4 separate regions of the Homo sapiens genome follow, and all the other regions are linked to region 2. A link is a contact called in ENCODE Hi-C or POLR2A ChIA-PET data. All regions are on one chromosome and are shown on one strand. The core of a region is the stretch at or near the end of the contact, and the rest is flanking DNA. Distances in the headings are between cores, read along the strand shown. Region 1 holds the start of STRN3 (striatin 3). Region 2 holds the start of FBXO33 (F-box protein 33). Region 3 holds the start of HEATR5A-DT (HEATR5A divergent transcript). Region 4 holds the start of HECTD1 (HECT domain E3 ubiquitin protein ligase 1).

What was found. A loop is a pair of places that touch in the nucleus more often than their neighbours do. ChIA-PET counts read pairs that join two places held with the same protein, here RNA polymerase II (POLR2A). Pooled maps may share reads with other maps.
Region 1: a loop to region 2 is called in a map of naive thymus-derived CD4-positive, alpha-beta T cell, with 12 times the contacts of the local background. The contact joins the promoter of STRN3 here to the promoter of FBXO33 in region 2. A Hi-C loop is called at or near these places in 1 of 168 maps with a recorded cell type or tissue (naive thymus-derived CD4-positive, alpha-beta T cell), 1 of 37 single-sample maps with no recorded cell type and 11 of 50 pooled maps.
Region 3: a loop to region 2 is called in a map of naive thymus-derived CD4-positive, alpha-beta T cell, with 13 times the contacts of the local background. The contact joins the promoter of HEATR5A-DT here to the promoter of FBXO33 in region 2. A Hi-C loop is called at or near these places in 1 of 168 maps with a recorded cell type or tissue (naive thymus-derived CD4-positive, alpha-beta T cell) and 6 of 50 pooled maps. POLR2A ChIA-PET finds 5 or more read pairs at or near these places in 1 of 52 experiments (HepG2).
Region 4: a loop to region 2 is called in a map of naive thymus-derived CD4-positive, alpha-beta T cell, with 14 times the contacts of the local background. The contact joins the promoter of HECTD1 here to the promoter of FBXO33 in region 2. A Hi-C loop is called at or near these places in 2 of 168 maps with a recorded cell type or tissue (both naive thymus-derived CD4-positive, alpha-beta T cell), 1 of 37 single-sample maps with no recorded cell type and 10 of 50 pooled maps. POLR2A ChIA-PET finds 5 or more read pairs at or near these places in 2 of 52 experiments (CD4-positive, alpha-beta T cell and naive thymus-derived CD8-positive, alpha-beta T cell).

What each region holds. Positions count from the first base shown.
Region 1 is chr14:31,023,173-31,030,370 of GRCh38, forward strand. STRN3 (striatin 3) reads right to left here and starts at 3,207. Exons shown (of 18, transcript NM_001083893.2): 1 at 2,732-3,207. The coding sequence starts at 3,013. AP4S1 (adaptor related protein complex 4 subunit sigma 1) reads left to right here and starts at 2,477. Exons shown (of 6, transcript NM_001128126.3): 1 at 2,477-2,615. RefSeq lists enhancers at 2,156-2,255, 2,326-2,435, 3,546-3,705 and silencers at 2,425-2,606, 2,746-3,005, 3,096-3,415.
Region 2 is chr14:39,428,597-39,435,755 of GRCh38, forward strand. It overlaps FBXO33 (F-box protein 33), which reads right to left and starts at 3,837. Exons shown (of 4, transcript NM_203301.4): 1 at 2,968-3,837. The coding sequence starts at 3,566. LOC105370461 (a long non-coding RNA gene) reads left to right here and starts at 3,843. Exons shown (of 8, transcript XR_007064121.1): 1 at 3,843-3,923. RefSeq lists silencers at 2,826-2,955, 3,396-3,525, 4,266-4,435 and an enhancer at 3,626-3,875.
Region 3 is chr14:31,416,886-31,424,839 of GRCh38, forward strand. HEATR5A-DT (HEATR5A divergent transcript) reads left to right here and starts at 3,873. Exons shown (of 4, transcript NR_110045.1): 1 at 3,873-4,092; 2 at 4,959-5,083. It overlaps HEATR5A (HEAT repeat containing 5A), which reads right to left and starts at 3,665. Exons shown (of 36, transcript NM_015473.4): 1 at 3,587-3,665. RefSeq lists a silencer at 3,126-3,245 and enhancers at 3,356-3,405, 3,836-3,985.
Region 4 is chr14:31,201,913-31,209,635 of GRCh38, forward strand. HECTD1 (HECT domain E3 ubiquitin protein ligase 1) reads right to left here and starts at 5,881. Exons shown (of 43, transcript NM_015382.4): 1 at 5,104-5,881; 2 at 3,885-4,045. The coding sequence starts at 4,024. RefSeq lists enhancers at 4,773-5,286, 5,799-6,310, 6,288-6,457, 6,311-6,822 and silencers at 4,928-5,137, 5,258-5,467, 5,768-6,107.

The sequences.
Region 1 (7,198 bases), core at 1,957-4,456, 8.4 Mb before region 2:
AAATATGCAGGCCTCTTATCCTCTGGAGATCTGGATTGATCTAGGGCTTGAAGAAAATGGACTGTCTGTGGAATTTTGGTAATTCATGTTATATAAAAGTTAAGAAACCACTGTCCTATGACCTTACTAACAATGCTTTACCTGAGTCTAAGGTAAGGAAGAATCAGAGACAGAAGAGCTTTAAGATGTGATCCTTTAGTTTGGTTCCAAGTTTCTAAGACAGACCTTTACTCTAAATTCTTTTTACAGAGAACAGAATCATACTGTAAAGTTCCTTTTAATATCTTTCCCAAAGCCAGGGAAAATATTATTCCCCATTAAAATTTTACATCAATATGGGGTATTCCTTAAGCTCTTCACGTTCTCTATTGAAACTATTCAATAATTAACACTTTAAAAATCTGTGTACATGACAGTGCACTGGAGACTGTACATAATAATATGTAAGTTGTCTTATTTCTAGATTGTCTTTCTTAAAAATAGGTTTAAGTTTACAGTAAAAATCCACTGATGCTTCACTACACCCTCCCACAAATATGTATTCAACACATACATTTTAAAATACGCATCTCACAAGCAATCTCAGTAGACTGAAGGCACCTAAAGCAAACTAGAAACCTTATTAAGTTAACCCAATAAAACATTTTAAATATATAACTCAAAAAAAAAAAAACCAACGCCATCATGAACATTTTATTCCAAAAGAATCAGTATGAAATAAAAAAGAGTCTAGAAACACTGTAGGACTTCTTCAAAACAAGGAAACAAACAAAAACTTAGGATGGCTAATAACAGTACTGTACCAATAGAATTGAAAGCAAGCAAGCAAGCAAAAGGAATCTACCTTAAAACACTGCTGCTGCTGTTAAGGAGACCTAGAAGGGAAAGCAAATGCTAGAGCAGGCAATAAAGGCTTCTTTAATATATAGTATAGGTTTTACTAATTTGGGCACAAGATATCTTTCTTCTCAGCTGCTTACATTAGTGAAGTTTATGGGTGAAAAATGCAATTGCTAACTTGAAGAGTGTTGAAATCCAAACTTGCATACAACAGTACAAAGGTCTAAGAAACCATAGCAGGGACTGGTGAAGTATTATTTAGTGAGCTTAGGCCTTACTGCATTTGTCAATCCAAATTTTAAAAACAAATGCCTTACTTACTTTACTCACACAGAAAATTAAGTTTGCAGTATGTAGTAGAAAGCTGTATACCAACAGAATTCTATAAATTTTAAGTATGTTAAAGCAGACTGTACACAACTTAAACCAGTTTTGACTTCAGCTTTTTTAAAGTTATGTAATTTTAAAGCCCAATATTATATCAAAACACAATTGTAAAGCACTGAAATGACTAACAAGTGTTACTTTTTTTTAAGACTTCATACAGTGTCAAAATACCCAAGTATTTTTTACTTTTGAAAAGTTTAACTTCACCCACTTTGTGGAGTCATATAAAAGTTTACTAGTTCAGAACCAAACTAAAGAGATGCATATTTGAGGACACCCTTTCTAGTTAATCCAATCCTCCTCCTTTCAGCACTACATTTGCCTAACGATTCACCATAGGCATATGACATATATGACAGCAAATACTGCTTACCCCCTAAATACACAACAGTCTGAAGAACAGGTGCAATACTATTTAGACACACGCTTTTTCCTTCTAAGCCTAAATTTGCCCTGGAAAGGTATTTAAAAATAAACACAAATACCCAAGAAAGTTAAATAACCCTTTCAAAAAGATGCAGCAATTTTGAGATCCAGGACATGAGCTGTTAACTACCAACAGCTTCCAAATGTGCAGCCTATCAAAGGTTCACATTATGAGGATCGAGTCAAGCTCAACTATGAAGGGTTCCGAGAACATCTCACTTTGCTTCTCCTGCAAGAGTAAGTAACATGATATAACTACGTTTCACTTCAAGGGAATATTAAATCTCTTCAGTCGTTTCATAAATACAGCATCGATCGTCTGGTTTGGTTTTTTTATAGATAAAGAAACGGATGGGGGAAAGGAGATCTAGTGGAGAGTACTGTAAAAAGAAAAATTCAGTGCTGAAAGCGTTGATGAGTCACTAAGTAAGGAATAACTACAGAGAATCCAAGTGAGTAAGGCAGCATCTCAGGTGAGAAAGTACTTAAAGTTGACGATGGGAAATAAAACTTCACAGGTCAGTCCCAAGTCACTGTGCACCCTAGCAGCCCAGGAAAGAAGCGTGGCTGTCAAGGGGCAAGCGCGTACCAAGTCTGAGGGAGGGGGCCAGATACGCCAAATCGGAAAGGGGGGTGGTCCGGAAAAGGGGGGTAAGATGCCTATCCTAGTCCCTCTCTTCGGGCTCTTCATCTCAAGAGGAACAAACAAGAGCAAACTCAGTGTTGAGAGGCCCCAAACCGGACTCTCCCACAGAGAGGTGCTCGGTCCCAAGCCCCGGAGGCCCGGGAAGGCCGCCTCCGGAGGAGCCCCCGCAGACGCCATACTAAAAGCCAAAATGGCTGCCCCGAGGAGGCCCGCACCGCGTAGCCAGTGAAGGTTGGGGAGCAAGCTTATGCGGGAAAGAGGGAGGGGGACTCCAGGAAAAGCCGTTGAGAGGACCATCACAACCTGAGCAGCACAGGTAGGTTCCGCTCGGCCTCCCAAGGCGCCGGCTCCGGCTGAGTGGAGTCCCCAGCCCCACCCCCCGGCCGGGAACCCAGCCGCCGCAGCTCCCGCACACCGACCCCAACGAGGTACCTGCAGTTCGGCCCGTTCCACCTCCCAGTGCGCCCGCTCCATCTCGAACCGAGCCCACTCGTGCTGGATGTAGTGCAGTATCCCCGGGATAGTGTACTGCTGCGGCCGGGACAGCTCGGGGCCTGCCGCGGGACCCGCTCCCTCGGAGGCCGGAGGACCCCCGCCGCCCGCCGCTCCGTTCCCCCCGGGCGAAAGGCCCAGGTTCCCCCCAGGTCCCTGCTGCTGCCGGGGAGGGGCCGCCATCCCCGGGCCGCCACCACCGCCTCCGGCAAGCTCGTCCATTGTGTGTGGGGCCCCGGCCGGGGCGCAGGGCGAGACGCCGACAGCTGGGGGAAGGGCCGGAGAGGGTGGCCCCGCGCTGGCTGCGGGGCGGAGGCCGGCCGGGAGAGGGGCGGGGAAGGGGTCGTTGCTGTGTGCCTGCCGTGGGTCAGAGCAGGGAGCTGCCGGCTGCCGCCATTACAATCCCTCCTCCATCTGCCCGTCTCACTCACTCACTTTAGGGGAAGGGGGGGCCTCGGCGGGAGGGGTGGGGGGAGAGTTGGGAAGGGGATAGGCGGAGGGCCGTCACTAGCGCACAGCATGCTGGGTAGCGAACGCAGCCTCACGCTTAATCGCCAAATAGAGTCCGGCCTCACCCTACGCCGGCGCACTGAGAACGCAGCCCGGGTCGCCGTTAGAGGGCGGGGAAAGAGCTCGGGCTCCGCCCCTAGGCCCGCCCTCAGACCCGATCCGGTGTCTGGCCGCAGCTACCGGACACCTGGGCTCCGACTCTGACTTTTGGAAGCGAGGCGGCCTTAGGCTTCCTGGTTATCAGTTTCCTTTTAGCAGGCCGTCCCCGGGCGCTGTTTCCTTCCCAGGGGTCTCTCACCCGTGTCCCGGCTTTCTGAGCTGGTTGTTAACCTGGCTGGTCGCTCTGGCCGACCGCATCCCGTCTCGGATTCCTGACGTTTCTTTTTCATTCTTTGAGTGTTTCAGGCAGTCCCAAGGGTGGGCCCTCTTTCCCTTCCTGTCACTCGCTCTGCCTCTGGTTTCTTAGAACCAGTCAGTTCTCTGCTGGCAAATAGCCAAGATCCTCCGGCTGTGGTTACTGATTCCTCGTCTCTGTCTTGAGCCTGGGCTTTGGTCCCATTTCTATGCGCTCGGTCGCCCGTCGTAACTTATTCCACTTTGCGTCCCCTCTTCTTTCCTTTTCTGGAATGGGTTGTGGGGGGGTTGGGAGAGGGGGAGGAGCGATTTTTTTTTTCTTGGGAGAAGAAGAGGTAGTGAATTCCTTTAGATCTTGACGATGATGGGTAGAGGGAGAGAAGTTTGAAGGAGACTGGCTAGACTAACAATTTGATACGGTAGAAATGAATGGGCTCACAAATATTGTCATCAATAGACTATTTTGATCGAAACAGAAAATAAAAGCACTGTGAGTACAACTTAAAATCCTAGATGAATGTTCTCCTGGGTCATTAAATGTTTAAGTGAATATGGCCGGGCGCGGCTGCTCAAGCCTGTAATCCCAGCACTTTGGGAAGCCGAGGTGGGCGATCACTTGAGGCCAGGAGTTCGAGACCAGCTTGGCCAACATTGTGAAACCCCATTTCTACTAAAAATACAAAAATTAGCCGGGCATGGTGGCGCACACCTGTAGTCCCAGCTCCTGGGGAGGCTGAGGCACGAGAATTGCTTGAGCCCAGGAGGCTGAGGTTGCAGAGAGCCGAGATCGCACCACTGCACTCCAGCCTGGGCGACAAAGCGAGACTCCGTGTCGGCAAAAAATTTAAAAAGTTTGAGGAATGTAACATATACATAAGAGACAAGGCTAATATTTTAAGTACAATAGTGGGTACTTTTATGTGCTTAGTTTCCTAGAAAATATCCTAATGCACTAGTGTGTTTCTAAAAATTAATATAGCTAAGAAGCATTTGTTTGAAAAATAAGACAAAAATAATTAACAACATAAGGAAATTAGGTTCAGTAATTATATTAATAGCGATGCAGGAAAATTGCATTGAAAATTTGTTACTTTTTAAAATTTTTTTTCTTTACTGCAAAAGCCAATAAAACTTGTACTATGGAGTATGCACTACCAACCAATCAGGAAGTAATTTCAAAAGAGATTAAGTAATGCATCTTATTTTATCACATCTGCTTTACTGTTATTACAGTTTAATGGAAAGCAGATTGGACCTGTTACTCATGCTGCCATGTTTTATTTCTATATGAAATGAGATCTTAGATTGCAGTACTATAATGTTAAGGACCATTTCTTCAAATTATTATTTTATTTATTTTTTTTTTTTGAGACAGGGTCTCACTCTGTTGCCTGGGCTGGAATGCAGTGGTGTGAGCTCTGCTTGTTGCAACCTGGAGCTCCCTGGCTGAGGTGGTCCTCCCACTTTAGCCTCCTGATAGCTGGGACTCCAGGTGTGCATCCACCAAGCCCAGCTAATTTTTGTATTTTTTGTAGAGACGGGGTTTTGTCATGATGCCCAGGCTAGTCTCCAACTCCTGGCTCAAGTGGTCCACCCACCTTGGCTTCACAAAGTGTTAAGATTACATATTTCTTCAAATTATTAAAGTACTATTTATCTTAGAGTTACCAACATACAACCTGTTTATTCATCCAATTCCTTTTTAGGGGGCGTCATAGCACATAAAAAGCTCAGAAAAATTATGCTGCCTCAAAGACATACACACACATACACACACACACACACACACACAGAGACATTTGTGGCCAGGTGCGGTGGCTCACACCTATAATCCCAGCACTTTGGGAGGCCGAAGCGGGCAGATCACTTGAGCTCAGGAGTTGGAGACCAGCCTGGCCAACATGGCAAAACCCCGTCTCTACCAAAAAGTACAAAAATTAGCTGGGCGTGGTGGCGCTTGCCTGTAATCCCAGCTTCTCTGGAGGCAGAGGGGGCAGTGAGCCGACATCATGCCACTACACTGTAGCCTGGGTGAAAGAGAGAGTGAGATTCCATCCCAAAAACAACAACAACAACAAAAACCATTTGTGAGAATGGTTGACCTGATGATAGCATCAAAAGAAGACTAACATGCACACTTATAACTGGTAACTTGAGCTTAAGGAAAGACTGGATTTCTTATCCTTTTTGTCTCCTCACCTACCCTCAAAACAAAAACAAAATCTCTACTTCTATTATCTACCTTATTAAGTGACACTACATCCAAACTTGAAGCCTAGCAGTCATTCTACTACCTTTCAGTCAGCCCCCACAAACCAATTTCATTCTCAGTAATATCTTTCCTGTGGATTCTATTGTCTCTCTTTATACTTTAGTTTAAACCTTCCCACCTCCATTCTACCCCCACTTTGCACTATCACTGCTGCCTGATTGATCTTCCTAAAACAAAGGTATGATTCTGTCATTCCTCTGTTTAACATAGTTTAGTGATTTCTAAATTTAGTATAAAGCCCAAATTTTAACATAAGCATATAAATTGATCTAGATCCATCCTACAGTCTAATCTACCATAACACTATCATGCCACCTCATTCTTCTCTTCAGCCAAACTGCCACTGTTTTTGGTTCCTCAAATGTATAATGCTATTTCATTCCACAGTAATTTAACACATGCTGTGCCCCATTGCCTATCTTCAAAACTCAGCTCAGATCAGGCACAGTGGCTCATGCCTGTAATCCCAACACTTTCGGAGACAGAGGTGAGAGGATGGCTTAAGCCTAGGAATTCGAGACCAACCTGGGCAACATGGCAAAACCCTGTCCCTACCAAAAATACAAAAATTAGCCAGAGTGGCCACGTGAGTCTGTAGTCCCAGCTACTCTGGAGGCTGAGATGGGAGGATCACCTGAGCCCAGGAGGTCCAGGCTGCAGTGAGCCATAATTGCATCATTATGCCACTGCACTCCAGTCTGGGCAACAGAGCAAAACCCTGTCTTAAGACAAACAAAACCCTTCCCCCACAAAAAAAAAAAAGAAAATACTCAGCTCAAGCATTATTTTGTCCAAGAAGCCTCCATATCCCTGAATTCTTTTGACTCACTATTCTATTGTAGTAGCCTCCCTCCCATGCTTATCTCTTTTTTTCTTTAATCTTTTTTTTTTTCTTTTTTGAGACTGGATCTCACTCTGTCACCCAGGCTGGAGTGCAGTGGCACAATCTTGGCTCACTCCAGCTTCAGCCTCCCCAGCTCAAGCGATCCTCCCACCTCAGCCTCCTAAGTAGCTGGGATGGGACCACAGGCATGTGCCACCATGCCCAGCAAATATTTTTGTATTTTTTGTAGAGATGGGTTTTCGCCATGTTGCACAGGCTGGTCTTGAACTCCTAGCAAAGTGCTGGGGTTACAGGTGTGAGCCACTGCACAGGGCCTTATCTAATAGTTTTTACACTATATTTACACCATCTGTGTACTGATCAGTAACACTGATACTAAACACTCCAAAAGCAATACTTACACATAGTGAGTACTCAATTTTTGCTT
Region 2 (7,159 bases), core at 2,587-5,086:
AGCATAAACCAGATGAAGACAATGTGCCTATGGCTACTCTTCAGGTATTTTTAGTGACTGAGTCTATTACCTATTATCATAAATCTTACCATGAGCTCTCGTTTTTCCTAAGGAGTCTGAAATACAGCATTTTAATAGGCAGTACCCAACCTGACAACTGGATTAAATGCTAAAAATGCATTTATATCTATTTGTTGTTTGCACTTCTAGGTACAATTTCTTATAGAACGACTGCAGAGAAATTCAGCCTATGTGACCTAAAATACAGTTGAATGAGTACTTACTGCCCCTCTGTTCTTACTATTAATGAAGAAGACAGGTATCCTAGTGCCCTGTAGAGAAGGAATTTCTGAAACGTGAAGGACTGTGTGTTACCCTCAGAGAGGCACTTATGCACCTTCTTTATCCTTATTAGTTGTTCCTAAAACCTAAGATACAGGTATGGCAACTATAATCACTATGAGAATACATGTATATATATAACCCAGGAACCAAGCAAAACAAAATGCCAATTGTCCTCTCTGAAGATCAGCACCCTTGAAAAGTTCACACAATTCAAGTTTATACTTTTAATTATTTTCCTGAGGGACATGAAAATAACTGGAACAAAACAAAATAACAGTCTGAATTGTATGAACTGTATAAAGGAATTCAGCACAAAGCCTGGAAGCAGAATGCTTATGATCTGGTATGATTCACACCCCCTCTTTTCTACTTATAGAATGGCAGAAATCATAAAGCAAAACCATTGTAAATTTAACTTGGAAATGTAAAGAGCAATGTCAAATGTCCCAAGTCTATAGTTTAAGTGATTATAGAAAGAAATAATAGGCTTTACTAGTCACTGATAAACAATGTGGTTTAAAACATTTTCAGATTTGTTAAAATTTAAAGGAAACTAGTCTTATTTATGGATTTAATATTCATATTAACTTTTCCAATATCACAGAGTATCTCAAAACACTTTCAACAGTAAAGATGAGATTAACTTATTTCCAAAAACCCTTTGATGTATCATTAGTACAAACAACATGCAATTACACTACATTTTGAGACAAACAGAATGAATATGCTACCAAAGCAGCATGACATACAACACCATGCTAATAGTAGATGACAAGCAAACCTTAAAATTAGGGATGACGGGTGTGATGTTTTTGCATAGAAGTGATAGCTGACCCAGAAGGGCAGGCATCGGTGGCCTTATAGAGAAGCAGATTGGGATGCTAATAAAAATTGTAGGGGTAAGGAAGAGAAGGACAGGAGAATTAAGCTACAAAGCAAAGATGTGAAATATCTCCATTTTGCCTGTATGTTATCCACCCATCCAACCAACCAGTTATTAAAATACTTAAAAGGAACTAGACACTTATCAAGTCTTGTTCTTACTTGGGTCAAAGGCACATACAGTGTTTGCATGGTTGCATAAAAGTGCAATTTGATCTCAGTACAGAAAAATCTAATTGGTACTCACTCATTGAATTCACCCTCAACCTTGGTCTCATTAGTAAGTGCTCACTGACTGAAACTTTGCAACTTTTGGGTCAGTTGGTCCTCTAGCCATACATTCAACTCTGAGAAAGTCTCTAACCTAATCTGTTTTTAGCTTCAATGGCCTCTCCTGCCAGATAAAACCAAAGTAAGGAAATAGAATGTCTTGCGAAAAGCTGTGGAAACGCACAGGCAACTGGAATAATGGAGCCATATCCCAGATACAACTTGGAGCTATAACTTATCTCTTGACTTCTAAATTAAGACACAGATTAATGGCGCATACATATATATATATAACCTTATATCTATATATATCTCCTAGCATTAAACCAGGGACTGCTCTCAACCTTGTTCAACATAATGTTCAGTATATTTACTGCAAAAGGACACGCTTTCGGAGAAAAACAATGCCGTACAGCAATGTGCAAATCACTTGATCCTATAAAGGGTCAGTTTCCTTTCTGTAAAACAGGGTTATTTATCATTACCCTGCCTCATAGTGCCACTGAGAGGCTCAAACAACACAGTGAATGTGAAACTGCTGAAGTATTTTTACTATGTAAGGTGCTCCTTTTGTGAACGTCTAAACTTTCTTCTAATAAGAGCTTTACTGTAAGGTTCTTTAGAATATCCATATAAAGAAGATCTAAATTAATAGGGTTTTGGAGGTGGCGATGGAGAAAAATGATGATTGGGAGGGATACTGGGTCAGAATATAAGGCGTTAGTTCTGGAATTACAGTGAAGTCCTGATGCAAAACCAGAACAGTTATGTGCTTACCCTCTGCAGACCCTGGCCAACTCCCTCGCTGCCCGCCCGCCTCCTCCGCCCGACTGTTACTTTTAGGTGAACTACTGGGGAGAAGTTGAGTGTGGTGGTGTATGGGGAGGGACTTTCAACCCTGAAGATCAACTTCTTCCCCAATCCCTTTAACAAACACTCCTCCTCCTCTTCGGGCCTTGTTCAGTTAGCCGAAACTATTTCTGGTAAGAAAATGGCTGTTACAAAATTTCTTTTAGGCAGCGTCCTATGAGTACCTACTCCTTCCCTCACCATGAACTATTTCTAACAGATTCAGAGTCAGAAAATCGTGTTATGTGTATGTTTTGTTTCTTCCAAGGCTCACCCACAGGCCTCACCCTCCCAGTCTTAACGCTCCCATATATAAAATGAAAAGTGACAGCGCCTGTCAGCTCCATCCCACGGCCACCAAGAGGATGAATGAGTGCCTGGAAGGCGCCAGAAGTGGTGTCTGTTAAACACCCCGTCCACCACTGTTTATAAAGTATCGTGATGAGTCCCGTTATGCCTTTCCGCTCAAGGAAACCGCCTAGTTAGAACCAACACTCTCCGTCACTGAGGAAGGCAACACTGAAGTTGGCCGGGCACGTATTATGCACAGAATCTGTGTCGGGGTGCGGGGACGGAGCGACCCCCCGTTACCGGGCGGGGCGGGGCTCAGGGCAAGCCTACCTGTTGTTCCGGATGCTGACCAGCACGCAAAGCACCAGCTCCAAGTAGGTGCGCAGCACTTCCAGCCAACGAGCTGAGAGCTGCAGGGCCTCGACTTCCTCCCCTCCAGTCCCGGTGTCCGCGCCACCTCCGTCCCCTGGGCCACCGCCGCTCAGATAGTTCTCGGCGGCGAATTCAACACGCAGCTCTCGCACGAACCAGCCGCACTTGCGCATGAGGAATTCCAGCCGAGGCTGCTCCGCGGGCGAGACGCGGAGGCAGATGCGGAGCTGGGGCCACAGGGCCGGATAGAAGAGGCACTCACGCCAGTGCGAGCAGGAGGCCGAGGCCCGCAGCCGGTCGGGCGCCGGCAGAAAAGAGAAGATGTGCACGATCAGCTCGCTGGGCAGCGACGCAGCGCCCGCCGCCTGCCCGCACAGAGCCATCCGGCCCCGCCGCCGGCTGCCGGCTCCCGGCCGCCCCCGCAGTACCCGGAGCAGCCCCCGCAGCCGTCGCAGCTGCTGCAGCCGCAGCCGCCGCCACCGCGCCACCCGGGCGGCCCCGGCTCGGGTTCGAGCTCCCGGCGGTCGGGGCTGCGGCACTGACAAGAACAACAACATCAATGACTAGGAAGAAGGGGGCGGAACCGTCGTGGGTCTCGGCGGAACCAAGTAGAACACAAGTTGTGGAGAGGGGGAAAGGCCTCTGCGGGCGTGGCCTGCCGGGAGCCAGCCTCTGTCTTCTCAAACTCTACTCACGTGCGTCCGAGGCCGGCACACTGAGTAACTGCACTGCCCTCGCTCGTAAACTTCAGCGGCCCGGAAGCCTCAAGGCGTACTGTAAGGAAAAGGCAGCCCTCCCTGCGCCGGTCGGCAGAGACAGAGAAGTGGTAGGAGCTGAGTTTGACGTCGCCGCTGGTGGGAGGAGTCCGGCGCGCACCGGCGCGACTTCCGGAAGAGGGGAGCGCCCGATTGCCTGTAGGGACGGGAGGCGCGGCACGTGATCTCTGACGCACGCAGGCCGCGGGGCGGGGCGGGGCTGGGCGGGGCGGGGCGGGGCGGGGCTGGGCGGGACTGGAACCGGCACTTGGCACCCCTTACGCCTTACGGTGGCCGCTGCGCCCAGTCACATCTGTAAGTCGGTTAATTTTGGCGCTCGGTCGATGGAGGTGGCGGTACTCTGGTTTAGTGCGAAAGGTCGTCACGCTTCTTTGTAAAACGTTTCTCAGTTTGGGCTGAGGACCCTGAGCCAAAGTGGCGGCATGCAGGGTCTTTCTCAGCCATCCCACCTGCCCAGAGTAGGGTTAAGAATTCCTGAGATTGCGCCGCTGAGAGGGAGCTGGCGGACGGGCGGGCTAACCCCGGCGGGCTGTGCCGGGAGGGGCGGTGTGGGGCGTGGCGGAGGCCGCGAATGGACCTGCCCCCTCGGTCCAACCACGCAGGTGGACTTCCGCGCACTCGCTGGTGTGTGGGGAAGCAGTGAGGACAGCGTCACCCTTTGGATTCAGAGGGAGAGAAAAAAATTGGCAAAGGGATCTGAGATCCGCAGGTTGTGACCAGCCTCTTCTCCAGGGCTTGAGGAAGGGTCTCTTTTCCCTGTGCTGAGATTTAAGGCTCTCGTTGAAAAGTTCACAGTAATGACAGAGCTTTGATTTTTTTTCTTTCTTCTTCTTCTTTTTTTGCCTGGTATCCCTAACTTAGATTTTCCAAACCATGTCCCTAACTTCACCACAGCCTACTGCAAAGTAAACTCTGGTTGCAAAGAGTGGTGAAGTCAGAAAAGATTAAGTGACTTTATGTAATAATCGAGGGTTGCTTTAGGGAGGCTGCCTCTTTATGTAATAATTGAGAGTTGCTTTAGGGAGGCTGTGATGTTGGAATAGCATCGTTCTTTTGTGGTAAACACCAAGACTTTTTGGACTTTTTTTTTTTTTTTTGGTTTTAAGGAGCGGAGAATTTAATAGGCAAGAAAGAAGGAAGAAGGCTGAAGGAAGAAGCTCCCCACTACAGAGACAGACGGAGGGGGCTCCCAAGACGAAAGAGGAGACCCCCATTCTAGATGTTCTTAACCCTTTGAGGGCAAAGCTCTCCGTTTAATGCCTTGCACATATCAGGTTGCCAACAACATGGTGTGGTTTATCAATTGTGATAGGTTACTTATTCGAGCCCCTGTTTACAAGAGTTTTAGGTAATTATACCTTATTAATTTTAATGAACTCTTAGAGGGCGACCCCAGTCGTGGGTTCGGCAGGATGAAACACTACCCATTTACCAGTTTACAGACATTTAGGTCGTTTCGAGTTATGAATAATGCTGTGAACATTCATGTGCAAGTCTTTATGTGGACGTATGTTTTAATTTGTCTTGGGTAGATACCTAGGAATGAAAGTGATGGGTCGTAGGGTAGTTCTATGTATAACTTTTTGAGAAACGGAAACTTTTTCCAAAGTGGCTGCATCATTTTTCATTCCCACCAGCCATGTATGAGGGTTTCCAGTTCTCTGACTTTTTTTTTTTTAATATTCTAGAAATGCACTGTAATTTGAGATTGATATTTTTTTCTTAGCATTTTGCTAGCAACAAGCTACCATCTTGGAGATCATTAATAATTAGTCTTTAATTATTAGGAATGGTTCCTGAGTAAAATGAAAATATGTCAGTCTGCCATAAATGAAATTCATTATTTTAGAATTTCAAACTTTCTTCTTAAATGAAGTGTGGTAGGAATCCTATTTTAACAACTGTAAGCTAAAGAATTAGCTGTGAATCTTGCCCAGTTTCAATAATAAATCAGTGAATTCCAATGGTTGCACAAAATTTATCTTATCAGGCCAATATATTTACTATTAATTAAATGTATATTGAGTATGTATATTTAGCATGTTAAGTGAGTTAGATTCTTTTGACATATATTCTATACTGCTAAAATAAAATTGACTCATATAGGACAGAATGGAATTACATTTTGTGAAGTTATAAAATCTGAGCTATGATTCAGAGTGTGGGAGGAAGTACTGACGTTATGAAGCTCATAAGTACCTAGTAGTACTAAGCTCCAGGTTCCAAAAGTGGCATATTGTCACTATAGCAACCACCATGCTTATTTGGATTTGAAACCCAGGCAACGAATGGTGGATAGGACTATAATATTAAGGTAGGTATCTGCTCTGGTGGATTGATATGCCTGCCTGTTGATAGTCAATGGTCTGTTCTGTTTTTCTTGTTATACTCATGGTTAATTCTTTTAGAGATAAATTAAGCACTTAATATTTTTATATTTCTCCTTTTCTAACATGCTAAGTTTAGTGTTTTTCCTAGTTAGGTAATTGGGGTATTAAATATATCTTACTATAGCTTTCTTTCCATTTTTGCTTAAGTTTGGCAACTTTCTTTGGGTTAAATATAACTTTTATTATACTGAATCACTTGCAATTTTATAATAGAAAAAAGTAACCATGACAGATTTTATTTTAGCTGCATCATGAAACGATGTTCAAGGCTACCAGTAAACATGAAAATTGCCTAAATTCTAATATTTCTTGAAAAAATACAGTTTTCTGAGTGATGTCTGGGTTTCAGACATTGTTGACAGGTAGAGGTGACATAATACCCTTCCAATTATCTCTTAGCATGCACCCATAAATTTACCTAGAGGCACAGGAACCTCCTGCGACAGTAGATCTGGGTACCTCATTCCCGTCACCCTTGTCTGGTGGATTGAAGTGTTTCCTAGTGGAATCATATTACAGTAAAAAGAAATGAGGGATTGAAGGGAATTCATCTTTAGAGGAGGAAGTCTGCGTTGGTGAGCTACATGACAGAGGACCGCGTCATTGGTTTGTCAGTCTAGGTGTAGCATGTCGCTGATATCACAACTTTTTCTAACCAAGCCACTCATGAGTTGATTGTGCAAGACCTCTCTCCATAAAGCAGGGATTGATAGTTCATATATCAAAGGAATCAGATACGTGTAGTGAGAGAAGAATTGGGTACTGTGCAATATAGGGAGATGGAAAGATTTTGTCTTACAGGAGGATGCTTTTCGCAAGTGGGAAAGTGGGCTCTGTGTTTCCAGATTTCCTAGTTTTTCAAAAGTAACTAAAATCCTCATTTTTAAAAAGGTTAAACCTTCAGATTGCCAATTTATTTACATTAAAAATATTCTGTGGGCATAACAAAACCAGATTTAGTCTTCAGGGCACCAGATTTCAAAT
Region 3 (7,954 bases), core at 2,623-5,122, 8.0 Mb before region 2:
GAGCCCAGGAGTTCGAGAACAGCCTGGGCGACATAGCAAAACCGCCTCTCTACAAAAAATACAAAATATTAGCTGGGCATGGTGGCATGTGCCTGTTGTCCCTGCTACTCAGAGGCTGAGGTAGAAGGATCGCTTGAGTACACTCCAATGACTCTGTCTCAAAAAATAAAATAAAATAAAAATAAACAAATAAATAAAACAAAAAAAACCCTGCTTTGAGTAAAGGTACCTTACTGCTGCTTATGATAAACCCTATGAATGGCATAGTAAAAAGAGAGAAGTTTACTAAACGAAAAAAATTTCCCATACCAGATCTAAATTAAAACTTAACACAGTTGCTAGAGAAAATATAAAAACTCTTCCTCTTCCCTAGACTTACAAAAGGCTAGAGTTGGCCGGGGCGGTGGCTCAAGCCTGTAATCTCAGCACTTTGGGAGGCCGAGGTACGCGGATCACGAGGTCAGAAGATGGGAGGCCATCCTGGCTAACACGGTGAAACCCTATCTCTACTAAAAAACAAAAACAAAAGCAAAAAACAAAACAAAAAAAATTAGCCGGGCGTGGTGGCTAGCACCTGTAATCCCAGCTACTCGGGAGGCTGAGGCAGGAGAATGGCGTGAACCCGGGAGGCGGAGCTTGCAGCAGCCCAGATCGCGCCACTGCACTCTAGCCTGGGTGACAGAACAAGACTCTGTCTCAAAAAAAGAAAAAAAAATTAGATGGGCGTGGTGGCACGCGCCTATAATCCCAGCTACTCCGGAGGCTGAGGCAGGAGAATCGCTTGAACCCAGGAGGCGCAGGTTGCAGTGAGCCTAGATGGCGCTACTGCACTCCAGCCTGGGGGACAGAGCGAGACTCCATCTCAAAAAAAAAAAAAAAGGAGAGAGTTGCCAAAATTATAAAACTTTACACTAGGTAAATGTAGCAGAAAAACCATGCCCTTCCTCTATCATTACACACTGCAGATCCAGAAGCATTTATGAGTCCTACAATTACCTGACATTATAATGAAAAACCAAGATTAATAAGTAAAAGTGAGGCTGGGCGCAGTGGCTCATGACTGTAATATCCCAGCACTTTGGGAGGCCGAGGCGGGCGGATCACCTGAGATCAGGAGTTGGAGACCAGCTTGGCCAACATGGTGAAATCCCGTCTCTACTAAAAATACAAAAATTAGCCTGGCGTGGTGGTGCATGCCTGTACTCCCAGCTACTCGGGAGGCTAAGGCAGGAGAATCACTTGCACCGGGGAGGTAGAGCTTGCAAGTGAGCCAAGATCGCGCCACTGCACTCCAGCCTGGGCTACAGAGCCAGACCCTGTCTCGATAAAAACAAAAACAAACAAACAAACAGAAGAATTAAAACTGAATTTAATCTATTTCCTCCTACAAAAGATTTAGTGATTAAGCACTTAAGAGCTCTAGTTCAGGGGTCCACTAATTTTTTTCTGTAAAGGACCAGACAATACTCTAGGCTTTGGGAGCCATACGGTCTCTATCACAACTACTCAAAAACAAAACATGCACAGCCATAACGAAGGAGCATTGTTGTGTTCAATAAAACTTTTATAAAACTGCCAGCAGAGCAGATTTGACCCACAGGCTGTAGATTGCTGAGCACTATTTTAATTCAAAAATTTAACACTAGAACTAGACAAGGGATCTAATTAAGTGACACAGGCAAGTCTTTACTAAGTTTTTTGGCCCCAGTTAATTGATTTCTCAAATGAGATTTAATAACAGTTTCTCAATGTCTCCTGAAAAAGCAGAAGTGTTATTTATATGAGGACTGTGGTCTCATTAAAGGATTGTTCAAACTCTTCAATTATACTATGGGATAATTAATGAACCACACAAGACTCAATAGAGCTTTTTAAAAAAATGCAGATGTCATTAAACGCTTAATTCAGAATAATTTTAGAATTTAAAAAATTCAGAATTTAACCCTTATGTTATTCATAGTTAAGAAAGACTATTATAAACTACCTCAACCTTTTTGAAACAAAGCAAGAAGAAAGGTAAGTGTATTGGTTAAAGACAAGTAAAAAAATAATTTTTTTCTGTAGATAATATATTCATTAGTTTAATGTAGTTAATTTTAATTAATAATTTAAGAATTAAAAAGGTACTTTGGAGTCATGTATTTTCTGTGACTAAAGTCAGATACAATAATGAATAATACTAAAAAAGTGACCTAATCTAACATCCATAAATAGTGGAGGGAACTTAAGCTAGAATTCAGGTCTCCTGACTTTCAGGTGAGGAGTCTTTTCTTATTCTCCTATTCTATAGTCATCTAGGTAAAACAACTGCATTCCAAGGCACAACAAATCCATACTACAGTATTCTCCAACTGTCACTATTCTTATATTATAAATCCTGCCTGCTTATCAGTGAAGAAAAAAAAAAAGTCAATGGCATTAAAATGTAACACAAATCTCGGCTTCGATACTTTATCTAAAATTACTTTCTCAAAGACATACTTTCTAAAATGTTTGGAAAATTAAACAAAATTCTCCTCTCCCCATCCAACTAATGCTCAATTCTAACCACACTTCTGCTTTCCCTACAGCTTAAGTAATTTCACTGGGAGTATTTTCTCTGGAAGTTCTTAAGTGTACTTGTGGGCCCCTTTTTTTCCTCCTTAAACTTCTAATATCTTTCAGGCTGTAAATTCCTTAAGGGCGCCTAGCCCCAAAAAAGTGCTGCATATTTGTTCAATAAATGAATGCACATAAAAACAATGGATAACTATGACCTTTAATGTAGGAGCTCAAGCCATTTTATTATTATCTGACTTGACAGTCAAGAAAATTATCCCAACTTGCCAGAGGTATCCATTACTGTGATAAATAAACACTATAAAACGCTTTATAAAGTTTCTAAAGACTTTATAATCACTTGAAATAACGCCGCGTTGGCCGAGAGTAGGGTGAAAGAAAATGTTTCCTCACACTAAGCAAATGCCACCAAAGGAAAAGCTTTCTTTCCTGGAGAGAACTGCAACAGTTAGAAAGCAAATATCCACACTCTCCACTGCTCCCTTCTGGGAACTCTCTTTGAGGGTTCCTGCAGAAAACGAACGGGCCTCTGAGGAAGCTCGCCCGAAGGCCGGGCCGGGGCCCGGCTCCTGGCTGACCACTGGCGCAGCGGACGCCGCAGGGCGGGTCCCGGGAGCGGCGAGTTGGCGAGGCGGGCTCCGACTTGCTGACCTTCCCCACACGCCCGGCAACCCCGGCTCCCGCTGGCGGGCAGAGTCCACGCCTACCTGTTGTGCACAGGTGAAGCCAGACTTTCCCGTAGTCCAGGAGGAAGAACGGACCACGCTGTTTATCAGCCGACCCTGTGCCCCAGTCAGCCCCTTCTCGGCGGACTCCAGCCCTTAGGGTCAAGACACCTAGCCCCTCGACCGGTTCTCCCACCGGCTTCTTTCGCGATCACATTGCTGCCGCGACCACCCTCGGGATCCCCGAGCGCTCAACTCATACAGCGGCCCTGGTGCGTTCTCCTTCCCAGCCAACAGGCAGCCCAGACACAGCCCCCTCGCGCCCGGAGGTGTCCCCGCTCCCTGGATCCCCGACTGCCTGCCTTTGGGGGTCCTCCTCAGCTGAGCGTGCGTCCCGGTCCAGCAACGTTACCGGCTGCTCTGCTAACCCTAGCAGAGTCTGGAATTGCCGGCGGCGGCGACAGCGAGGCATTGAGGTGGGCGGGGCGCGCGTGGGGCGTGGCCGGAAAGCTCTCAGCGGCGAGCACCGCGGGAGCTAGCGATTGGGAGCGCGCCCTGCGCCGGGCCGCTGGTCCAAGGCCCCGCCAGCTGGCCGCCGAGCCATCGAGCGCCCACTCTGGCAGGCGTGACTGCTTCACCGTCGAAAGAGCGATGGAGACTGCGGCCCAAGTTAGGATTAGGACAGCGGTTTTTCAGTCCGGAGATTCCGGCCACAACTATTTTTGTCTGTTTTTATCGTAAGCCAGAGTCTTTGGGTGCAGCTCTGGGACACCTAAAGGGCCTGGAGAAATTCAGGCGGGGCCAGTGCTGTGGGGGTAGATGTTAGACGTGGAAGGGACCCTAGAGAGCCTTGACTGTGAGGACTGAGGTAAAGTGACTTGCTCAAGGTCACATACTAAGTCAATGGCAGAACTGAGACTAATAGCCTCTTACCTTGAGTCATGTGCGTTTTCCCACTACACTCAGCGTTTTAAATGTCATTTTTCAAGTTTCATTTTGAATCTATCTCCAGCTTACAAAAAGGTTGCAAGTATAGTACAAAGAACTTTTTTTCCCTGAATTGAGATTTAAATTGCTGACACCATGCCACATTGTCCCTAAGCACCTTCTACATAATCACAATATAACCATCAAAATCAAAACATTTACATAACTCGGCGTTTTACCAATTGTCCCAATAATATTGTTTATGGTAAAAGATTCCGTTCAGAATCAGGCATTGTATTTACTTATCATGTATCTTTCCTACTCTTCAAACTGGAACTCTCAGTCTTGCCTTGCCTTTCATATTCTTGACGCTGTTAAAGATTCCTGGCCAGTTATTTTTGTAGAATGGCCTTCATTTTGGGTCTGTCTGATATTTACTCATGATTACATTTAGCTAGGTATGACAGGACTCTAGAAGTGTTGCTGCTTTCTTCTCATGGCACCCTATCAGGTGGCACGATTTTAACTTCTCTCATTACAGATGTTTACTTTAATAAGGTGATGTCTGTTAGGCTTGTCCAGTGTGGTTACTTTTTTCCCCCCTTTGTAAATTAATAAGTATTTTGTGAGGGAGACTCTGAAACTCTCCTTTCAAGATATTTGTAAATATCTTGTTTCTCATCAAATCTTCAGTTAATGTATTTATATTAATTAGTATGGATCCAGAGGTTTCTATTTTGTTAAATGACTTATAATCCGTTTCTTTCTCTCTTTTCTCTCTCTCTTTTTTTTTTTTTTTTTCTTGAGACAGGGCCTCCTTTGTTGCCCAGGCCGGAGTGCAGTGGCTATTCACAGGTCGATAATGCAATCATGGTGCACACTACAGCCTTGAACTTCTGGGCTCATGTGATCCTTCTGCCTCAGCCTCCCAGGTAAGTAGCTGAGACTGCAGGCATGCACACCACCACACCAGCCAATATTCTGTCTCTATCATTATTTATTTTGATGCTCAATTATCCCAAGTTTGGTGGGTAGGGGCCCCATTCATTCTATCTTCTGTGATATGTGTGTGTGTGTGTGTGTGTGTGTGTGTGTGTGTGTTCAATTTTTTTTTAAGACAAGAAGACAAGGTCTCATATTCATTCTAGCTTCTGTGTTGTGTGTGTGTGTGTGTGTGTGTAATTTTTTTTTTTTTGAGACAAGAAGACAAGGTCTCACTCTGTCACCCAGGCTGGAGTGCAGTAGTCTGATCACAGCTCACTGCAGGCTCAACCTCCTAGGCTCAGGTGATTCTCCCACCTCAGCCACTCAAGTAGCAGGGACAATGGGTGTGCCACTGTGCCTGGCTAATTTTGTTTGTTTGTTTTTGTTTTTGTAGAGACAGGGTTTCACCATTTTGCCCAGGCTGGTCTCGAACTCCTGGGCCCAAGCGATCCACCCGCCTCAGCCTCCCAAAGTGCTGGGATTACAGGTGTGACCCACTGTACCCAGCCTTAAATTCTCTCTCTCTTTTTTTTTTTTTTTTTTGAGACGGAGTCTCGCTCTGTCACCCAGGCTGGAGTGCAGTGGTGTGATCTTGGCTCACTGCAGCCTCCGCCTCCCGGGTTCAAGCAATTCACTGGCCTCAGCTCCTGAGTAGCTGGGATTACAGGCGTGTGCCACCATACCTGGCAAATTTTTGTATTTTTAGTAGAGACGGGGTTTCACTGTGTTGCTCAGGCTGGTCTCAAACTCCTGACCTCATGATCAGCCCGCCTCGGCCTCCCAAAGTGCTGAGATTACAGGCATGAGCCACCGCGCCTGGCCCCAGCCTTAGATTCTGTAAACATTTTATTGTAAAATATTTTTTAATACAGAATAATTAAAAGAGCTTTAAATACCATATACACATAATCCAGATTCAACATTAACAGGTTACCATTCTGAGGCCTTTTGACACATCCCCATCATTCTTTCAGCACTCCCCTAGTTACTAGGGCAATTAGATGTTTCATACTCATCCTGCTCCAGCCTTGGATGTAATCATTTATTCAGGAGCCCTGATTCCTTATAGCGGAGAATGGTATTTAGCACTAGGTATGCTCACTGCTATTGAGATATCCATAGCCCAGGCTGTCTGAGTGGATGCAGTTAGGGAATATTTATACATTCATACACATATACAGCACATCTTTATATGTATCCTTACACACACATTTACAGTTATATTTCTTTGTCTAACAATATATATTGAAAAATCATGTGTTCACAGTAAAACCTCCAATCCAGCATCATACAGTTCATTCTAGTTTTTGCCCTTCCACATTTATAACTACTTTCTCCTACAGAGAGAAGCCTGGCTCCCATTATCCTTGAGATATTTACTTATTTGAACAACCCTGCTATGTGTGAGCAATCATCCATAGTTGCCATCTATTCCTTTGGAGGATACTGCCCTTACCCCACTAAGGTTCTGAAAGCCCCAAATTAGCCATCTCAAGCCCCTCTCTCATCTTTCTTTCCTTACCATCACTCCCACACCCTGTGATCATGCCTAGCCCATAAACCCTGCCGACAATGCTCAGACCCAAACATCCCTTGCCAAGCATCCCCCTTACCTCACTTTATATAGATTAGACATACACTATATATAATCATATATATTAGTTATATATTCTTTACAGCACCCTATATACACATACATACATTCAATATATAGATTAGTTATATATCTCATATATTCATTATATATTAATTTTTATAAAACCCTATATATACACACACTATATATGTTATATATCATATATATTTGTTATATATATTACTTACAGTACCTAAAACATGAATCACATATATAGTGTGTATATCATGTATATATGTATATATATAGTGTGTATATATACAGTGTGTATATGTATATGTAAAGAATAATATGCAAGACATATATTGTGTACATGTATACAGGATATTGTAAAGTACCCTAAAAAAGGAACAAAACTATTATAGGATCCTGAAGGAGAGAGCAATTACTATGAAGTACAGCTGGGAGGCTCATGAAGGGTTTAAAGAGATGACATTTAAAATGGGCTTTGAAGGACACATAAGGATGGATGAGTAGAATATATGCTATTAGATATTGAAAAAACTCTGGACCTTTTAGCAGGCTCAAAGCAGAGAAAGAAATTCATTTTGCCTGAGTACACGGTATGAGAATAACAACATTAGAATTTCAGAATTGGAAGGGATATTATGTATCGAGTCCAACTAATAGTTTTACAACAGATTCAAAGATGGCTCCAGACTTTAAGCTAAGTGACTAAGAGAATGAAATTAGAAGGTGGAGTTTGGAGGGGAAGATAATGAGTTTAATTTTAAACATTTCACATTTGAGGTGACAGTAAGGCATCCAAGGGGAAATGAGGGACTACAGCTTAGAAGAGGGGTCAGAGCTAGAGAAGAGGAGTCAGAGCTAGAGATGTAGAATCCGAATTTTTCCACCTGGTGCTAACAACTGACAGCACTCTGAAACAAACACCAATGTTATCATCTTAACCAAATGGAAATGTGTCCCACTGTTCAACTACCATTATAGTTTGATTATACTTTGTTTAATTTTAAATGGAGATTTTGAGTCACAATAAAGAAGCTGTATTATAGGTAGCAGAAAGAACATAGCTTTGGAATTGGTGACTTGCGTTCAAATTCTAATTACACCACTTAGTAGGCATGACCTAGGGAAAATCACTTCATATCTCAGAAGCTCAATTTCCTCACTTGTAAAGTGAGAATACTATCTCCTTCCCTGAGGTGTTCTAAGGATTTGA
Region 4 (7,723 bases), core at 4,631-7,130, 8.2 Mb before region 2:
ATTAATAAGAAGCACTGACACATCATAGAAGAAGTTATATTCGTTGAACTTCAGAAAGACACTGTCAAAATGGGTACAAACAGTGGAGAGCCGGCCGGGCGCGGTGGCTCACGCCTGTAATTCCGGCACTTTGGGAGGCTGAGATGGGTGGATCACAAGGTCAGGAGATTGAGACCATCCTGGCTAACACAGTGAAACCTCGTTTCTACTAAAAATACAAAAATTAGCTGGGCATGGCTAAAATAGCACTGCGCTCCAGCCTGGGTGACAGAGCGAGACTCTGCCTCAAAAAAAAAAAAAAAAAAAAGTGGAGAGCCATGTACAATACTAAGTTAAAGGAAAAAGAAATCCTTGACTATTATCCCATTTATTTTCAGAAAAATCCTGCAAGGATGAGGAAACAGACTTCAAAGGCTATCACACAACTATTCAGTGGAAAAGGCAGGTATCTGAACCCAAGTCTATCCCATTGCAGAGGCCACTGTTTCTACCACACCACCTGCCTTTCCTGACTAAACAGATGTGAAACTATTAAGACAAGCTAATTAAGCAAACATATTATCAGGACATACAGGCATGTTTTGGTTTATTAGACAGAACTAAGTCCTATTTGCTACTACTTTATGAAATCAAGGTAGTATGAAAGATTTTTACCAATATTCAAAATATGCACATCATCTTGCTTTTTTTGCCTGCTGGGAGTTGATTGTTTAAAAGAATTTTAAAAGACCTTTCCAAATCAATCACTTTATTCATGGAATAAAGTGCTAAAATAAAATTCAAAATTAGATATTTATTAATGATGGCATCAGTGGGTAGCCCACTTTACTCAAAACACTTAACATACATTCTCTCCTTTAATCCTCACAAGAAGGCCCACTGGAAAAAAGACTACTGGCTGGGCATGGTGGCTCACACCTGTAACCCCAGCACTTTGGGAGGCTAAGGCAGGTGGATCAGGAGATCAAGAGATGGAGACCATCCTGGTCAACATGGTGAAACCCCATCTCTACTAAAAATACAAAAATTAGCCAGGTATGGTGGCACGCACCTGTTGTCCCAGCTACTCGGGAGGCTGAAGCAGGAGAATCACTTGAACCTGGGAGGCGGAGGTTGCAGTGAACCAAGATCGCACCACTGCACTCCAGCCTGGGCAACAGAGCAAGACTTCATATGAAAAAACAGAAAAGAAAAAAAGACTACTGCCATTTTACAGGGGAAGAAAGTAAGGCTCTCAGAGGCTAATGAACACAACAGACCAAGAATCTGAACCCAAGTCTCTGATGCCACAGCCCATTCTTTCCATCTCACTATGCCTCCCTCACTAGTTTCAAGAAGGAACCAGGACAATTTTCCCTTGTAACAACAAGAAAATCTGGCTATAGAATGAAAAGCAAACTAATGTTTAAAAACAAAACAGTCACAAAATTAAACCAAATGTCTAGTTTTTGGAGGTTACTGGTACACTACCCCAAACACGGCTAACCCCTTCAACTTGAAATACTCTTGTATCTTCATATAGTAAATCATATCTGACTTAACTTTAGGTTCATTTCCTTAAAATTACATTATAAAGCCAGGTGTGGTGGCACAGCCTATAGTCCCAGCTACTGAAGAGGCCGAGGCAGGAGAATCGCTTGAACCCAGGAGCTCGAGGCCAGACTGGGCAACATAGTGAGGCCCCAGTCTCTTAAAAATTACATCATACTATATATGAATAAAGCCTAGAAAGGAAAATGGAAAAAATAACAGCTGTTATGTTAGGATGGAAGGATTTTACATAGAGATAAATTTTATGTTTTAAAAATTTCATTTAAATTGTTTTAACATGGCAACACTTTTTTTTTTTATTATACTTTAAGTTTTAGGGTACATGTGCTCAACGTGCAGGTTTGTTACATATGTATACATGTGCCATATTGGTGTGCTGCACCCATTAACTTGTCATTTACATTAGGTATATCTCCTAATGCTATCCCTCCCCCCTCCCCCTACCCCACAACAGCCCCCGGTGTGTGATGTTCCCCTTCCTGTGTCCAAGTGTTCTCATTGTTCAATTCCCACCTATGAGTGAGAACATGCATTTGGTGTTTTGTCCTTGCGATAGCTTGCTGAGAATGATGGTTTCCAGCTCCATCCATGTCCCTACAAAGGACATGAACTCATCATTTTTTATGGCTGCATAGTATTCCATGGTGTATATGTGCCACGTTTGCTTAATCCAGTCTATCATCGATCGACATTTGGGTTGGTTCCAAGTCTTTGCTATTGTGAATAGTGACACAATAAACATACGTGTGCATGTGTCTTTATAGCAGCATGATTATTATAATCCTTTGGGTATATACCCAGTAATGGGATTGCTGGGTCAAACGGTATTTCTAGTTCTAGATCCTTGAGGAATCGCCACACTGTTTTCCACAATGGTTGAACTAGTTTACAGTCAGTCCCACCAACAGTGTAAAAGTGTTCCTATTTCTCCACATCCTCTCCAGCACCTGTTGTTTCCTGACTTTTTAATGATCGGGCAACACTTTTTTAAATGTCATAACAAATACTTCTACTACATATTAGTACTAAACAGAAGCTACGAAATGACAATTGACTTGACTGACAAGTATGATTTTTAAAATACCAAAAGTAACTTTCAGGTTACCTCTAATGAAATCTATGAACGCAATTTTTAACTTGAGAGTCAGGATGAGGAAAAAAATAAAAAATAAAAATAAATTTTAAAAAATCTACTTTACTATAAATCCTGCTAAAACAAGTGTCAACTAAGGGCTAAGTTATTCTTACATACTCAAAATTCTGCCAATGACAAAAACTAATGGAAATAAATGGACCACTAACTAATTGTAATTTGGAAATTTTATTAGTAAGGATTTTTATCTTAGTACTGTTTTAACAAGAGTTACAACTGAAAGTTATTCAATAATCAAAAATGAAGGTACTTTAAAAATTTTGCCAACTGAGTAATATAAACTTTATTCCCACCTAAAACACATTAGGATAATTATACCAAATTTTTTAGGTCAACATCTCAAACATTTTCTACTAATTACCTTAAAATAGCATTAAAATGAATAAAGAAACATCAGAGTTTTCAATTACTTATTACTGGAGTTCAAAACTGTAAATACAAATGTAAAATAAACAGTAAAAACGAAACACATGTTCAACACTCAGAAGAATGGTTATTCTGACTGGACAAGTTATGACTTATATAAGAGGGAAAAAAATGGCTGTAAGGTCTATCTAGTAAGAATTCTCTTTTATATTTTTGCATATATACTAAGTTATAACCTCCCAATAAAACTGTTTAAACTCCCCAAACTTCAAAATGTTTCTACTACTCCAAATTTTCTACTCTTCTGCTACACGGTTAAGATCCAATTTATACCTTCCCAAACTGAAATTTACAAACCAATAATCGGCTTTAACAAAAGTACTGTCATATGACAACATCAATGAAGAAATGGGCAGTTCAAAACATATGTTTATTATCATCTCTTATTCCATAAATCAATTTCATGGTACAGAAATAGATACCTTTAAGAAAATAAATATTTGTATTTTCCCCAGTTCATGACATATTTTGAAAATGAACCAACCAAGCTATGGGTTAAAATTAATATTCCTACTAATTCCCATTCATTCAACAAATATGTATTTGTGTCATCGTAATCATCAGTCCTAGAGTTTCTTCACCTACCAATTTTTATTTCTTGGAAAAGTGTAAACACAAAACTCTTCAGGAATATTTTTAAAGATACGTGTTAAAATTCACTAGAGAAATTTCTACACAAACTGAAGTCAGCAAATGGTTGAAAACAGATGTCACTACAGTAACCCAAAGGAACATGATGAAGGAATGTACTTACGTTTCAAAACAACGATCCACGTTGTCAGACATCAAAAGCAGCATGCATAGCTGTTCAAGGGCTATTAGTTGCATGTCCCTTTCATCTCCCTGTCCCATCTGTAGCCATTCCAGCAATGTATCTGGGTCCACATCTGCCATGGTTTTTTAAAAGTCTCTTTGCTTAAATTTGAAAAGTAAAGGGAGAAAAGTCCTTTAAATTCCGGGACTGAACAGCTTGGGCTTAAATTTTTCTTCCTTTACATCTGCTAGAACCAAATTTTCATAGTGTCCTCCTAGCAATTAAAAAAGACTCCTAAGTACGTTTGGACGTAAGAGTGCTTAATGCAGTTTTTCAACTTTCCTTATCCGCCAGGTTTAACGTACAGATATCATACCAAATGAAAACCAGTTTTGCACAAGAGTATATAAGCTGATTAGGTTGCTGCTTAACTAGAAACCAGAGCTGTCTGTGTCAAAGACAGTCAGTCAAGCTTCAGGTCCCACTACTGCTATCACTAAAGTCTATGCCAAAAGGCAAAGAACACCTAACTAAAGGTTCTGTTTTTTCCAGCAAACTTCATCCCCCTCCTTCTCTACCCAAAACTGATCTTCAGATAAGGGTTAGATTCAGTATTTTGAGGAAACTCTAAACACCTTGATCCAATCCCCCTCCAAATTGTTTCTCCTTCAAAATTACCTCCAATTTCACATATTCTGCTGACTTCTCAATTTACTTCTATTTTAAAGATATCCAAATACAAACGACAATTATATACAAGATTTATCTATGAATAAAGAGTTGGTTAGGAATTTTGGCAGTCTTGGCAACTATTCTTAAAAGTTAAAAAAATAAAAAAATTAAAAAAGGAAAGGCTAAAAGTAAATGCAATGGACCAGCAGGTTACGGATCCGAACGAATGTAGGCCAACCTAGGGCCCTCTTTCCCCAGCTTCACAAGATAGGGCAGTTGGTTAAAAAAACAAAAACAAAACCGAGAAGCAACCCCAACAGGTAAGTCATTACAAAAGCGCCCCGTAAGCGCCCTGACTGGAGGACAGCTTTGGGTCCCACGTAACGCAGCCGCAAGTGTGGGAAGCCGGCGGCGGGGCGCGGTGGGCACCCAACGGCGGCGACCAGCGGGGTTGACCCCACACCCGGGGCCCGGCCGAGCCGGGCGCTGAGAGGCGCTGGCCCCCGCGCTGTGGTTCCCCAGCACCAAACCCCGCTAAGTTAACTACCTGTGTCTACGAGGAAGGGAAGTTCTGGAGAAGCAGCAGCAAGCCTTCGTGCCCGAGAGGAGGCCGCCGGGCCAGGCAGGGCGCCGGCTCTCCCGGGAGCTGCGCCCGGAACTCGAAGGCCTGGCAGCGAACCCTTCTCAAGGGCAAAAGGAGCCGGCCTGAGGCTCTGGCGCGGGCAACCGGGCCCCGCCGCCGGCAGGGCCCCGGGAGGGGAACAAAGGGGCCAGCGGGGAAGTCGGCAGCAGCCTGGCCGACCTCACTCGGCGCCGGGGTCTCGCTTTCCGCCACTCGCCGGGCGTCCGGGATCCGCGCCCCCACGCAGGGCCCTTCCGACGGTCCGAGGCGCTCCCGCCTCCCCTTCCCGCAGGCTCTTACTCGGGCTTGTCGTTCCAAACCGCTCCGATCCAGCTCCCAACAGGCCGCCGGCAGAGCCAGGCCCGGCCGCGGCCCTAGAGTTCCCAAGAAGCCGCAGGCCGCGCAGGTCGAACCGGGCAGGCGGCACAGGAAAAGCCGCGCCTCGTCCCTCCCCTTCCTCCGCGAGGACCTGGTGACAGGGAAGCGAGAGGTTCTCGCGTGCGGCAGCAGCCAGCGGACGTCCAGTCCCCAGCACGCGGCTCCTCAGGCCCTGCAACTCAGAGGCCCGCGCGGTGCTGCGGGCGACGGCGGCGGCGGCGCGGCGGGGAGGCCCAGTCCATCGCGAACCGGGAGGGGGAGGGGAGGAGGGTCGAGGGAGAGCCAGGCGGGGAAGCTGCCGAGGGCAGCCGAGCCCGGCGGAGGCGGAGCAAATCCACTCCCCCGGCGGCGACCCCGCCGGCGGCCACCTGGGGCGCTGCGGGACGGCCGACCGCCGCGCAGGGGCGCCAAACCGGGTACGCCGCGTCGCCGTCCCTGCCCCGGAGCTCTCGCCCCCGCCGCCTCGGGCTGTGTCGTACGTTTCTGCCGCGGCTTTTCTATGGTGCGCCCTGGCCCCCTTTTCGCTTCCCTGTCAGTCCGAGCGCGCTCATGCACGCACGTCCAGCTTGCTTGGCGCCGTGGCTAACACTTTGCGCGCTCCTGCGGAGGGCGTCGCACGGCACAGCACAGCAAAGCTGCGGCCCAACCTGTCCCCGCTGAGCCTTCCGCCCAGGCCACCCGCACTCAGCCACGATCTTCCCTCCTCGCGCACGGAAGTGCGTCGCGTAAGGAAGGCGTCTCCCCCCGCTCCTGGGAGGCCGACCGCCTGGCGGTTCACCCCAAAGAAAACCCTTCAGAGCAACCCTGGGAAAGAGGTGCTGCCGACGATTATCAACGTTGTACAGATGAGACACTGAGGCTCCAGGAAAGCGCAAATGCAGGCCCAGCGCCGTGCCCGGTCGGCAGCAGCACTGAGAGTGCACTTTTGACTACGTTTCTTGTGGCTTGTGGTCACAAGTATGTCTGTGGTTATTCTTTTCAAACTTTATTTCACACGCATTCAGAATAAAGGATGCATGCTTATAGGACGTAGTTGGAGCCCGGAGACGTCCTACTGTACTCTCACTTTCAGCTTTTAAACAAAAAGAAAAATTAATACGACATGATAGTGTTTGAGACATGGTCCCTCAGGCAACCAGAGGAGCTGCTAGGTATGAGTAAAGAACAGAATTTGGGTCCGCTGCGTTTCCTGTAATCCCAGCACTTTATGATTTTACTCTCTTGAGGCCCGGAGTTCGAGACCAGCCTGAGCAACATAGACCTGGTCTCTGCAAAAAAATTAAAATTTAAAAAATAATTACCCAGATGCGGTGACGCACACCTATGGTCCCAGCTACTGGAGCGGTTGAGATGGGATGATCCCTCGAGCCCAAGAAATTGAGGCTGCAGTGAGCTTTGATAATGCCACCTCACTCCAGCCTGGGCGACTAAGCAAATTTGTCATTTCCAAAATACTGGTTCTTTTTTTTCTTTCTTTTTTACTACTTCTTTAGAAAAAGAACCAGTATTTTGGAAATGACAAATTTGTACTTCAGATAGCTATCCGCGCATGTCCCGTTGTCGCAGGTAATGGTCCGTTTAGGTATCCTGTTAACGAAACAAGAGGAAAAAGAGGATTCAACTATTTTGTCCCAAGTACAACACATGAGGATAATTATTTAGATGTCATGAGTGTGAATTGGAGCTGCCAGGAAACTTCAAGAAGGAAGTGGCATTCCCTCTGGACCTTGAAGAATGGGTACAATGTAGACACTGAAAGGAAAGGGAAGAACATAAAGCCTGATATGTTCCTAGACATAGGAAAGGTCACCTGTGCCCCCAGCAAAGAACCAACAGTAAGCAACAGAGAGAGAAATTTGGAGCTAAAGTGGGGAAGGCCTTGAATGAGGAATGCAGAAATTAGGCTGAGCTAAGTAGCAAGTTCTGGACTACAACACTGGAAAAACTAGTCTTAAGAAGACTAATTATGGAAAGTGTCTAGAACGACTAAAAGGATCTATCTAGACGAGACTAGCTGGAGGTTGTCGAAATGCTGCAATAATGGAGGAAAGAAAAGTCTAGTTATTGGCAATATGAATGGGGAAGAAATCTAAAAATAATTTTTGAAAGAAGATATATCAGAATTTAAATGATTAACTTAAAAATTTCCGTCCAGGCTCCATGGCTC